Regions from separate parts of the Homo sapiens genome. Here region 2 is linked to region 1. Evidence: chromatin contacts called from ENCODE Hi-C or POLR2A ChIA-PET data. All regions are on one chromosome and are shown on one strand. The core of a region is the stretch at or near the end of the contact, and the rest is flanking DNA. Distances in the headings are between cores, read along the strand shown. Region 1 has its middle 1.1 Mb from the start of LINC00290. Region 2 overlaps LOC124900623 (a long non-coding RNA gene).

Region 1 (2,757 bases), core at 81-2,580:
CTATGACTTCTAAATTTTTGTTTCACTAAAAACCTCCTATTTCATCGTAAGAAAAAAATAATAATAATGAACCTATAACTATTACTAAAATAGTATGGCACGGAAGATACGTTTCCCAGTAGGTGATACGTTACAAACAAGAAGGCACTGGGCAATTCATTGCAGGTTTGCACACCGCTCTGATCTTACTGATTTTGGCATTTATCTGAGAGGTTTCAGAGTCCTTCACCTAATCTAGAAATGGAAATCGTATGCATAAAAGTTTTAAAGAGATTTTTAAGCATGTCTGTTATTAAGCACATAAATACCACAAAAGGAAATCATGCCTCTCCAAACACGATTTACCAAGGATCAGGGAGCCCTTAGCATTTTCCCCCGCAGCGTCTTTGCAGGCAGCTCCAGAGTTGCGCTCTCCGACGAGGCAGCCCCACTTTTCCTCCTTCTTCCAGTCACAGACGGGACAACGTGCAGCTGCCGCCACCGGCCAGGCTGCTGTCACCGCTGTCACCGCTGCCGCCGCCGCCGCTGCTTCAAAACCATAGCGGCTACTGCAAAGAAAGGGTTACTCCTCTCTTGGAGTCAAGTGGCTGCAAACTTCACCTGCTTTTCATGTACCTTCTCCTGCAAACTTGTACGTCCTTCCGTGCAGAAGGAGCAAGGAAAACCATTACCAGCATCACAGGGAACATCATAATGAAGGACACCCCCGGAAGGTAAGACCTGCGAGTTATTCCGAAATACGATCTTAATCCAGATGAGAACCACCGCTGCCAGCAGATCCTCCCCCCCACCCTCCTCTCGGTTCCCATCAGCGAGCGGAGCCCATGCCGCCAGGGAGGGCGGCTGCAGCGGCCGCCCGCATGTGCGAGGTGGAGGTAAAGTTTGACAAATGATGACCACTCCGGGAAGGGGAAGAATCTAGGCAGCCAAAAATCCGCGCGGGGTGTGCTAGGGAAGAAGCCGCGCCAGGAAGCGCCACGTACCTTGCTGCGGTGCCAGGCGCGGAGGCTGAGGAGAGAGTCGGTGGAGGTGGCGGGGCGAGAGTCCAGCCCTGGCCGCGGGCTCCCTCCCGGGGCGAGCGGAGCCGCCGCCGCCGCGGCCGGGCGCAGGGCCGAGCGGCCGCCGCCTCGCCAAAGGCGCTGGGCAACGCCACTCACTTGGCCCGGGGAAGTTGGGCAGCCTCCGCCGCGGCCTCGGCACTCGGCGAGAGCAACACGTTTAGTTTGAACTTTCCAGCTCCAGTCCCGGCAAATCCACACTCACGCACACACGCGCGCGCGCGGACAGCCTCTCAGAGGCGCGCGAGCGGGCCCCGGTGGCTCTCTGGTCGCGTCTTGCTCTCTCCCTCGCTCTTATTGGCGCGGAGGTGATTGTTTTATTTATTTATTTCCTCCTCCCGGCTCCATCCCTCCTCCCCGCGCCTCCCTCTCCGGCTTCCCCTCCTCCTCCTCCTCCCCGGTCTGCGGGGCCGGCCGCGGCGGTCGCTCCAGCTGCAGCGTGGCGGGGCTGCGCGGCGGGACCCGGCGGGGGCGCAACGGGTGGGGGCGCTCCGGGCGGGGGCGCGGGGCCGGGCGGGCGGGGACGCCGGGGCTGCCGCCTTGGCTGAGGTGAGGGAATGTGGGGGAGGCGAGGGGAGGACGCTGCCGCCTGCCGCACTGTGCTGTGCCGGGGGCACCCAGCCGGCTGCTGCCGGGGAGAAGCGGGGCGAACCCCGCGCCGCGGCCGAGGAACTGCGCGAGGGGCGGCTGGCTCGGCGCGCCGGGACCCGGCTCCCTCTTCCGCCGGCCGGGCGAGAAGGCTCAGTCGCTTCCTAGCCACCGCCACCCCGCTTCCTTTCCTGCTCTCCCCGGGGGCTCCCCACAGCCCCTCGGGGACGCTCGGACGCGCGCCGCCACCGTTTATCCACAGAAGACAGGGGTTTGCATTTGTGAATGGTGGTTTCAGCGCTACGCGGTTAGGCTGCCTCCACTTTCGAGCCGCCGCTGCCCCGACTCTCGGGAAAGGTGCAGCCACAGCCGGGCGGGGCGGGCTCAGGCCTCCGGGGCAATGAAGTGGGAGTCTGCGGACCACGGCCCCCGGCGCGAGTTGGGGTGCCTACGTGACACTCCAGACCCACCTACAAGAGCCAGGGCGGCAGTGGCTCTGCTGCTACCATTCGCCCCAAAATGAGCTCTAAAACGGCAATTGACCGCTGTTGCTACGGTCTTTCAGTCACGGCCTACCGGGCTCCCAAACCTGCGGGAGAGGCGACCTGAAAGCCGGCCGCCCTCCCCCACACCAGTTACCCAAAGGCCGGGCTGGAAAGAGCCCTGGGCGTAGACCCGGAGACCGGCGGGCGGCTCTCTGCTACCTGCCCCGCTTCCGAGCGGCTTCTCCAACGCCAGCCCTTCCAGGCTTCCCGTTAGGTAAACCTGTTTTGGCTTTTTTTTTTCTCCTTTGATTTGCTATTTATTTATTTTTAGGAATTCATGATTTCAGTCACAAAAGGGGGAAAAATTAAAAGGAAGTAAGTCTACAATAGATCTGCATAAATACAGCCAGTTAACTAAGCAGCATCACAAAGGCTGCAATGTAAATCTCACGCCTTGGAATTGGAGGCAGGTTGGTTTCCTCAGCGTTTGCCCTCCGAAGTCCTCACAGCCTTGGACTGCATTGTACAAGGTCTACAGATACAGGAAGATGGTGACACTGGAGTCCTTGCCCTGATCCGTCACAGTATGCATATGTATGTAAACTGTGCTTTCCTTTCTATCCAAA
Region 2 (2,757 bases), core at 107-2,606, 75 kb before region 1:
GGATTATTTTTACAATCAATGTTTACTGAAGAGATACCCAATTCTAGCAATATTGTAAGTGATTAGTTACTTACAATGGGATACAATGCACAGTTCTGTTCTCTAGGCATATAATCTCTTGAGAAGGTTAAGGAAAATCTATCTGTCTATCTATCGATCATCTATCATCTATCTATCTATCTAATCTATCTATACACATAACTGCAATATGAAGCACTTGTTTACAAAGTAAGTTTAAAAATATATTGTTAACTCTGGGTGCAAACAAAAAAATCAGCTATAAAATTATTCACAATTACACCAGGTCTACATAATTCTCTTACATAAAACAAGTCTTCTTCAACATTGTCAGCCATCATTATCTTTTTCAGTAATTCTGAAATCCTACAACCCCTCTTGCTTTGTTTAAAGCCCTAATCAAATAATGCTCTTCTGTAACTGGGCTACTCACTTCAATATATTGTCTATTAACAGCAACAACAAAACTCTCCAAAATGTATACATATATACCTTTGAGTTCTGCAATTTAAAGTCGAAAGTTAATGCCTTTCTGTGGTGTTTTTTATACTTCTTCTTGCAAAACAAAGCCCTGATGTGTATCTTAAATTTACTTGCAAGTATCATGTTATAAAACTCAGTATTCCCGGCTTTTCATTTTCTTCAAATCCTTATCATTCAGTAAATTACACATGATAGACAAAATTTCAACACCAACCAAACAGTAATATCCACAATTTTACCCATTAATACTAGCAAAAATACGATATAATTTGGACTTCACTGGATTGAAAACATAATAAAATGAAGACAAAATCTGATCACTCCTGAGCTATGAGGAAATGAACCATGGAAATGATCATGTGGGGAAATCCAGTTGCATGCTTAGGCATGTGTGAAATTTGTCAGCAAGGTGAGCATTCAGTAAATTTTCAGATAATAAGGTACATGGCATGTGTGAAAGGACAATCTATTAACAGGACAACCTTTAAAACACAAATATAACTACTTGCTGTTCTCTACTAGCACAAGAAGTGAGTGGTGGTTCTGGTAACGGTCTGTGAAAGGGTCACCGAGGAAAGGAAAGGGCTGCTGAGAACGGTCTGCAGTGCTTTTGTTTCCTTGCTTCCATGGACGACAGGTTGAGTGGGGTGGCAACAGTATGAAAGCATTTCGAGTGTGACAGACTCTTGATCAGTCTCCTCCTTTTACCCTATCAGGAGTAACTTTACAGATATACATAAATCAGAGTACAACAGGGAGCCCTTGTTCGCCAAGCATGTTGAGCGCTCCCGGGGTGACATGCTGTGGAGGACTTGCTCCAACTCAGACTGCTTCCGTCTGATAGAGAGATTTATTTCCTGACAGCTGACAGAGTGCCCTGCAATAGCTGACAATCCCTGGTGTGGCTGGATCAGTAGCTCCAGGAAGAAGTTCTCTGAACTCTCTGAAGCTGCGAGTTTTGCTTTTACGTAAAAAATGACTATTTCAGTACTCTGAAAGATCTAAGTGGCTTATTCTTTTATCTTTTAGAAATTCAAACCACTCCTCTTTACCTTTAAGCATAAAACTTCCCTCATAGCTGTGTTCCTTATGTCTTTTTAACCTGCTGTTTTCTTTTGTGCCAGAATCTGTTTCACTGAAATAAAGCTAATGTCAAGCTAGGCATTCCCATTCAGGATTGTAATTCTAAGGTGATCTTCCAGTATAGTGTGAAAGAGCTGATCAAAATCTGGACTAGACAATTTTGCCAATGAATTCTTACTCCATAGCTTATTTGGAGAGATGCAAACTTGTTCAAAAGAAATATCCAGCTTAATCCCTTAATTACCAAATATTAATAAATAAGCTAAAAGACTGATGTAATATCTACAAACATTTCATAAAATATAATACTTTTTTAAAAAATCTCTAAATTTTTCTTTTTATCTGAATGAACCTAATTGTACTGCATAACACAGAGAAATTTTGGATGTTGTATCTTTACTGAATTAGAAACAGTTGTGGTCATATTTCTTTATTGAGGAAGATTTATGTAAATGAATTGCAGATTTTATTGTTATTTTTAAATTTTTACTTCTCTAGAAATACAGTGATAGTAAAAGCAAAAGCTAATGTCGTCTCTTCCAGTCATTTTAAACTGTGATATACTTATTATTACAATGATTACTTTAAAATACATTCTCATTGCATGAAAATTACATTTTTAAAGATGTTTGTATTCCATACTAGAAAAAAAAACAGTAACACAGGGATACGTTAGTGCCTTAAAAGGGTCATAACATTTTAGATTTCAAACATTATTTTGAGACTTTTCTGTTTCATCTTCCATAAACAGTGAGAATGCTGGGTGCAGGTATCAGTGATTGCTCAGTGCTATACCAGATTTTAGTGTTCAAACTGAGATGTAAATTCTAGTCTACTGACCTGTGCTTTGTTTTCTGTTTTAAATATTTCATTTACAAAAGAGACATATTTGCTACGCTTAAACCTGGACTATTGTCTCTTTCAAACATCTGATTACTACTGTTAAGTAAATGGAGTCGCTGTATTGCAGCTCACTTTGAGGAAAATCATAAGCAAAGGATACTTCCTACTCCAGATATCTGCTGCTAACTCTGGTCAAAGTAGTGGAGCCAGTTTTGTCTGATCTCTCCCATATTGATTACATGCTGTTTGGTCTTCTTTAGTGTTTTTTTTTTTACCATAATTGGCTTTTATTCAACTTTTTTATTACTGATGACAGAGTATAATAGTCAA

The links. A loop is a pair of places that touch in the nucleus more often than their neighbours do. ChIA-PET counts read pairs that join two places held with the same protein, here RNA polymerase II (POLR2A).
Region 2: a loop to region 1 is called in a map with no recorded cell type, with 2.2 times the contacts of the local background. The contact joins two enhancer-like sites. A Hi-C loop is called at or near these places in 3 of 168 maps with a recorded cell type or tissue (Calu3, MCF 10A and PC-9) and 2 of 37 single-sample maps with no recorded cell type. POLR2A ChIA-PET finds 5 or more read pairs at or near these places in 1 of 52 experiments (MCF 10A).

Annotation. Positions count from the first base shown.
Region 1 is chr4:180,057,509-180,060,265 of GRCh38, reverse strand. No RefSeq gene overlaps it. Among named protein-coding and RNA genes, the nearest start is that of LINC00290, 1.1 Mb to the left of the region's middle. RefSeq lists an enhancer at 1,146-1,225 and a silencer at 1,686-1,815. Within about 2 kb of position 1,330, at least 5 of the 41 ENCODE cell types and tissues checked have a DNase peak (open chromatin) inside an H3K27ac peak, as active enhancers do.
Region 2 is chr4:180,132,795-180,135,551 of GRCh38, reverse strand. The region is part of intron 1 of LOC124900623 (a long non-coding RNA gene); the gene reads right to left. Among named protein-coding and RNA genes, the nearest start is that of LINC00290, 1.0 Mb to the left of the region's middle. Within about 2 kb of position 1,356, at least 2 of the 41 ENCODE cell types and tissues checked have a DNase peak (open chromatin) inside an H3K27ac peak, as active enhancers do.